Linked DNA regions of Homo sapiens: region 1 is linked to region 2. The links are chromatin contacts, found by Hi-C or POLR2A ChIA-PET in ENCODE. All regions are on one chromosome and are shown on one strand. Each heading gives the region's core, a stretch centred on a gene start or an enhancer-like site at or near the end of the contact. The rest is flanking DNA. Distances are from core to core; before and after follow the strand shown.

The links. Hi-C counts contacts between places; a loop is a spot of excess contacts on that map. ChIA-PET counts read pairs that join two places held with the same protein, here RNA polymerase II (POLR2A). Pooled maps may share reads with other maps.
Region 1: a pooled map shows a loop between it and region 2 (2.3-fold over the local background). The contact joins the enhancer-like site here to the promoter of LINC01080 in region 2. A Hi-C loop is called at or near these places in 1 of 168 maps with a recorded cell type or tissue (endothelial cell of hepatic sinusoid) and 4 of 50 pooled maps. POLR2A ChIA-PET finds 5 or more read pairs at or near these places in 2 of 52 experiments (A673 and GM12878).

The regions. Positions count from the first base shown.
Region 1 is chr13:80,047,701-80,050,784 of GRCh38, reverse strand. No RefSeq gene overlaps it. Among named protein-coding and RNA genes, the nearest start is that of LINC01080, 38 kb to the right of the region's middle. RefSeq lists an enhancer at 1,597-1,846. Within about 2 kb of position 1,829, at least 13 of the 41 ENCODE cell types and tissues checked have a DNase peak (open chromatin) inside an H3K27ac peak, as active enhancers do; they include GM12878, where a contact is called at or near this core.
Region 2 is chr13:80,009,619-80,012,808 of GRCh38, reverse strand. It overlaps LINC01080 (long intergenic non-protein coding RNA 1080), which reads right to left and starts at 1,732. Exons shown (of 2, transcript NR_104138.1): 1 at 1,556-1,732.

The DNA of each region.
Region 1 (3,084 bases), core at 580-3,079, 38 kb before region 2:
CATGAATCAAAAAATACCTTATATATTGGTCAGCATGAGCTAGCTAAAAGAATAAATTTATTTATAAATATTTTATAAATTTTATTTCTACTAAATGAGCTAAAACCATTGTGACAATAATAATTAGAATCCTACTTCTCTCTGAGCGGATGTTTGGTAGAAGAAATAAAGCACTAAGAAAGGAACCACATATGTCATGTGACAAGATTGGGAGAGAGGAACCACTGAGGAGGCAGCCCTGTTTGGGAGGGAAGGGCAACATAATCAAAGATCTAAGCCCAGCTCATAGACTGAGGCTAAGAATTTGGGATTCTAGCCATGGTGTCTGGATGCTGCTGCACAGAGGCTCAGGGCTACTCTTTCATCTCTTCCCAGGACAGGAAATAGAGGAAACCACATAACTGAGCTCAAGTCCAAGACAGCTCAATAATATCACACACAGAGTTCTCCCATCTATCCCAAGGAGAGAATGCCAATTTGTGAGGGTATCTTCTCTTGGACCTAGAATGAGAGAATAAGGAACAGGTAGTTTCTTCCATTTCTATTTTTGTTCTCCAAACCCAAATAAAGAAACTTGCTTTTATTGTTTGTAGGGGCCTGCTATAAAGACTGCTCAGTTTGGCAGAAGTCTGGTTACAGGAGTGTGTAGTAAAGATGCTTAATGTGGTAGAAGCCTGTGCATGGATGGACCAGGAAGAATTAAATGGGGCTGCTGTAAAACACTCTTCCTAGCCAGAGATCAAGTATATAACAATTCACATGAGGAACTTGCACTTTACGAGAAAGACAAAAGAAACTGCTATTGCAAACAAATCTGCTTAATGTAAGCTTGCTGGATGCTGACAGCAAAAACTAAACCATAGTCATGTTATCATTTAGAAATGTTAATAGGATCACCTAATAAAAGTTTCAATTATAGAGCATTTATTACATAATACTGACAGCACTAAATAGGAAAAGCAATATATAGAATATGGACAAAATGGTATCCAGAGACAAACTCACGTCTTTAATGTTTTTATTTCTAAATATGAATGAGTAAAATATAAACATTAAACTTACAAGCTTAGAAAAAGAACAACTAAGTAATATAAAATAAGCTGTAGAAAAACATATTCACGATAAATGTAGATTTTTTTCTTCCTATGAAGCTGAATTCTTTCTCTCCGAAGTTCCTAATCTCTGTTTTAAGAATCACTGGTATAGATGATATTAAAATGCACATCTCTCAAATATCACCAGATTTGCATATGCAGTCACCTAGAATCATGTAGTCTTGTTTCTAGTGGTCTCCTTTAGGAGAGGTTCTGTGTCATAGTGGTAATTCTAGTGTCTAAGTCAATGCCGGGATGTTCAATAAAATGTTATTAAGTGAACATGTGAATAAATACATTCTTATGCCATATATTTAAAAAAACTGTATGTATCTTAATCCAGTTCATCAAATAAGTGTTTTGTCAAATTTAATCCTTATTAGGATCTCTTCTCATTCTTCATTTTTCAGTACAGAGAATTCTCAAAATCTAAATGATAAAAGCATAGCTATCATGGATTAAAAACAATTCCATTGTACTTTTTCTTACAGCTAACCTTGACTAATTCTCACATGTATTTCAGAAATATGAATAATGTCTTCATGCAATTCATGTAAGGCACAGAAAATAGGTATCATTATTTCTGTTTTAATGACAGATTTTGAGGTTAGGATGACTCATGAACAGCTGAGCAGCCAGTCAGTAGGAGAAACCAAAATAGAACGGAAACGCCTCCATTTCCACCCCCACGCTCAAACCTCGAGTGCACCCTCCCTGGGGAGATTGAAGCGTGATGTGCCTGTGAGTGAACAGGGAAGCGCTTCCTGCAAGTTACTAAGCTGCAAAGGCTCAGCGCTCTGAGCTATCCTTGGTGGTGATCAGTGAGAACCACCCACTCTCAATCCAGCTGATAAAAATGGAAGGGAAGGAGAACTTAGAAAAGCAGGTCCCTTAAATGCTGAGCTCCTCTTATTCTGAGGAAGATATTTCATTTACCTTTAACTGAGTAATCTTCAGAAATTACCTGAACTAAAATATTTTTTCATCCCAGTGAATGTAACCTTAAAATGCAAGCTACCTTGTTAGATGGGCACAGCCCAGCCTGTTTTACTCCCTGGGGAGGGAAAATATTTTCTTAAGCATGTTTCTCTGATTCTTTTAGGCACACAAAATTAGTGAGGCATGCTTTTATAGAAGCCTCTATAACTAAATTACTTTTGTAAAATAATCAACAATAGGATATAGCAGGTGTCAGTCTTTGGCCTGCAAACAAATTATTGTTGGAATTCTTAAGGAGCTTAAGAATATCCTTAGAATACTTGAGGAGCTTAAAGGTAATTTTTTAAAATGTGTTTTAAAAGTATTAACTATCATCCTGTATCCACAAGCATAATGGCCTTAAGTGGAGGAATTAAGAATTGCATCTGAAACATGTTTGATAAAGTTAAGATGTACTTTTGCCTCCACCATCCAATTCAAATAATAATGTTGTCCAATGCAAATACTAGTTTCCAGTAACTAGAGTCATTCCTTTCCCTACACCTCTGTAACTGGACGCATGCAAGTCTATCTTACTTACTGAGGCTGCTTTCATAATTCCAGTGGGCTGGGTTCTAAGAGAAATTTTAAAACTGTTTTCCTCCCCATTAAGCCCTTTGCCATGGTTCTATAGCTTACAGCAGCCCACACCTCACAAATATGAGAAAGGGATAGTCATTAAAACTTCTGCTTAATTCACCAAAAAAATTAAAAATAAAATGGTTAGTTACTGCCCACTCCACACTGACAGAGTTATTTAATCACCTACCACATCCTTACACCTCTGATCCTACTTGTTGGATTTTCTCTGCTGCACTATCAGTGCCTGTCTTTCTCCTTATTAGTATTAATTTCACTATTTTGTGAATGCAAACTTCTAGAGTTGTTTTATGGTCCCTAACGTCCACCCATCCTACCTCCTCTTAAAAAACAAACATGAATACAAAGCAGTCAAGCCATCGGATGGAAGGAAAGGAGCTTGGAACTGAGAGAAACACTTTACCAACAGAAT
Region 2 (3,190 bases), core at 483-2,982:
TCAGGTGATCTGCCCACCTCGGCCTCCCAAAGTGCTGGGATTACAGGCGTGAGCCACCGTGCCCAGCCATATATTTATTTGTTAAACAGATTTGTTTGGGGTCCACTTGCGGGACAATTTAGGACTATAAAGTAAAGAAGTCACAGTTCCTAACTTTTTATGTGTCAGGAGGTGAGGGTAACAAGATGTGGTACTTAAAGAAAGGCAGACTAAGGAGGTAGATGGAGATCATACAGCAGATGCAATGGGGGTTGACCATGGATGTGCAGCTGACCATAAACCTCCAAGTCACAGGCAGGCAAAACTGTGCCACCAGTGGTAGGGCAGAGGCCTCAGAGGAAAGTGTGGGAGTCAGAAAAGCGTGACAGAGGTGGGGTCAGTGATGACTCAGAGGCACAATATCATCTGGATCAAGAGCAAGAGTTTTAGACTCAAGCAGACCCAATTGGTTTGAAATGTCTGCCAAGTCAGGTTATCTCTCTAAGCTTTAGTGTCCTATCTTTTTTTTTTTTTTTTAAAAAGGACATTGATAGGAATTCCTCATAGATTTATTGCAAAGAAAAATGATATAATGCATGTACAGCACTTGGCACAAGGCCTGGCACTGAGCAAATCTTCAAAGACAATTGGCTGCTTTTAAAAAACTATTTTAGTATAGAAAGAGGAGGAGGGAAAAAAAGGCAGAGGAGGAAGTGAAGGAAGGAGAGCAGAGGAGCGGAGGAATGGGAGGAGATCCAGGAAGGCTGTTGGTTGTCGTCCAGGAGATATGCCCCTGAATAGCTCAGGGTTCCTGAGCAAAGCTCAGCACATTAGCAAAGAGTAAACCGGGGAGTAAACAGAATGTGCCAAGCCTCATACAGAGACTTGAGCTGATACTGAGAGGGAAAGCAAGGACAACACATCCATTTAAAGCTCTGAAATAAATCATGCTGCAAAATGCCTGGGAAACCTCCAATACACCCTGGAGCCTGAAGCACAAGTTAGGCAGCCATCAAGGGGAATTCAGATAATAACTCATGAACCCTGGGGTACTTCCCAGAGCACCATACCCTTCATCCAGGGGAGGGACAATCCGGGGAACTGTGGGATATTGTCCTCAGTTTGTTCTGGGAATCTGAATGAGACCCACTTTGCAGAGGAGTAATCACTGAGAAAAGGGAAGTAACAGCTCTGGGAAAATTAGATAACATCTTGAGGAGGTCCAATAGAATGGGAAAAAGACAAACACATAAACAAAAACTGTATGCAGTGGTGCAAGATATAAGAGAAATATATACCAGATATATAGGGAGCCTAGAGAGGACCATGATAAGTTCTGCTTGGGCGGAGACAGGATAGGCTTGGGAGACTCTCCAACTCTGAAGCCAGACTTTAGAGCATAAGTTCACCAGGATGAGAGTAGAAGGCAGGTACATTCTACGTCTGTTTTGTGAAGTGTCCTTATGTGCCATATGTATTGCTAAATCAGTTTTTAAAAATATCTTGTTCACTGTGTAATGGGTCACAATAATTACATGATCTTACATATAATATATTTATGCAAGTATCAACTTACTGTATACGGAATACTCCCATGTCTTCTTTAATTCTTATGATAGGACAGGAAGATAGGTCTGGTTGTCCCTAATTTCGCAAAATGAGGACAGAGTCTCAGAGGATGTTGAGCTGCATGCCCAGCGTTGCTGCAGTTTGACTGAGACCAGCTGCCTTGGTATTCATTCATATTCAGCAAACATGCACTGAGTCCCTACTCTACTGCCAGGCGCTCTGCTAGATGCTGGGAATACAAAGACAATGCTCAAATGAATTCACAGAAAGGAGGGGGAAACAAATATATAAACAGAATTAAAATACAATGAAGTAAAACCTATTATATGGATGTGCATGTGATTGCTACTGAGAATATGCACAGATGAGCATAGGAAGAGCTACACAGAACAGGTGCCACTGAACGACATCTAGAAGGATGAGTAGGTGTTTAGGGGGTAGAAAAGAGAAAGGCTGTTCCAGGCATGAACACTGCACGTGCAAAGCCGGAGAAACACAAGAGAGCATTACGCGGGGCCAAACTGTGAGAAGTTCAGGAAGGATTGTCCTGGGTTGCTGATGAAAGACCTAGCAGCCAGATCAAAAACAGTCTTTGTGGCTGTGCTCTGGAGTTTGAATTTTCATGCTGTAAGTGGCTGGGATCCACTGGAGGATTTTAATTGTGTGAGTGACAAGATCAGATTTGTTATTCAGAAAGCACACTCTGGCACAGTTCAGTGGGTGGAATGGAAAGTGGTTACCCTGGAGACAGGCAGACCCATTAGGAAGCTATGACAATAATCCAGGAGAGAGAAAATGAGGATAGTGGTTGGAAGAACGGGCAGATTCAATGACTTTCTGGAAGTAGAACTGATGGTCAGGAGAGATTCATTGGGTATAAATGCTGAACAAGAGGAAGAATCAACAGCGATGGCAGGTTTCTGGCTGGGATTTCTAGGTGGATAAGTAAATCATTAACCAAGATGTAGAATACCAAAGAGTTAGCAGGTTGGAGTAGAATATTATAAATACATATGGGAGAAGTTGAATTTTAGGTGTCTCTGGAACCTCTAGGTGAGGATATTATGCACAGTTAATATATTTAGAATTCAGAAGAAAGATTGACTAAAGGTATAGATTTAAGAGTAATCATCAAATAGTTTGTTGTTGAGGTTTTGGCAATCTCCAAAACTACAGGATCTGGGTACCACTGCTTCTACTCAATTCATTTGAACCATCTCTGAAGTAAGTACTAGCTCAAGCTTTGTTCCAAAGTACAAATTAGCATAGCAGCTCAGTAAACAATGTCTCTGAGCTTCTGGAAAGAAAGATGTTCAGTCACCATAAGGCCCAGAATTAATGAAAAGTCAAAGAAATAATAGCTCTATTCTCTAGTTGCTTTTGAACCTCAAATCACTCTTTGGCAACAAGGTAAGAATTTACAGAAACTGCTGAAAAGACCTTCTGGTAAATAGGACAGCAAAAAGAGTTTGTTTTTAATATTTGTTCTAAACCATGTATGTGGTCATGTTTTGAAACTGCTAGTTCACATACTTGACCTGAATTCCTTTCCTAACTGGAAAGTCAATTTTGATTTTGATTATAGGATATAATTCCTTGACAAAAAATCTTTTTTTTTAAAAAATTTGGCCCTTCTCCTTAT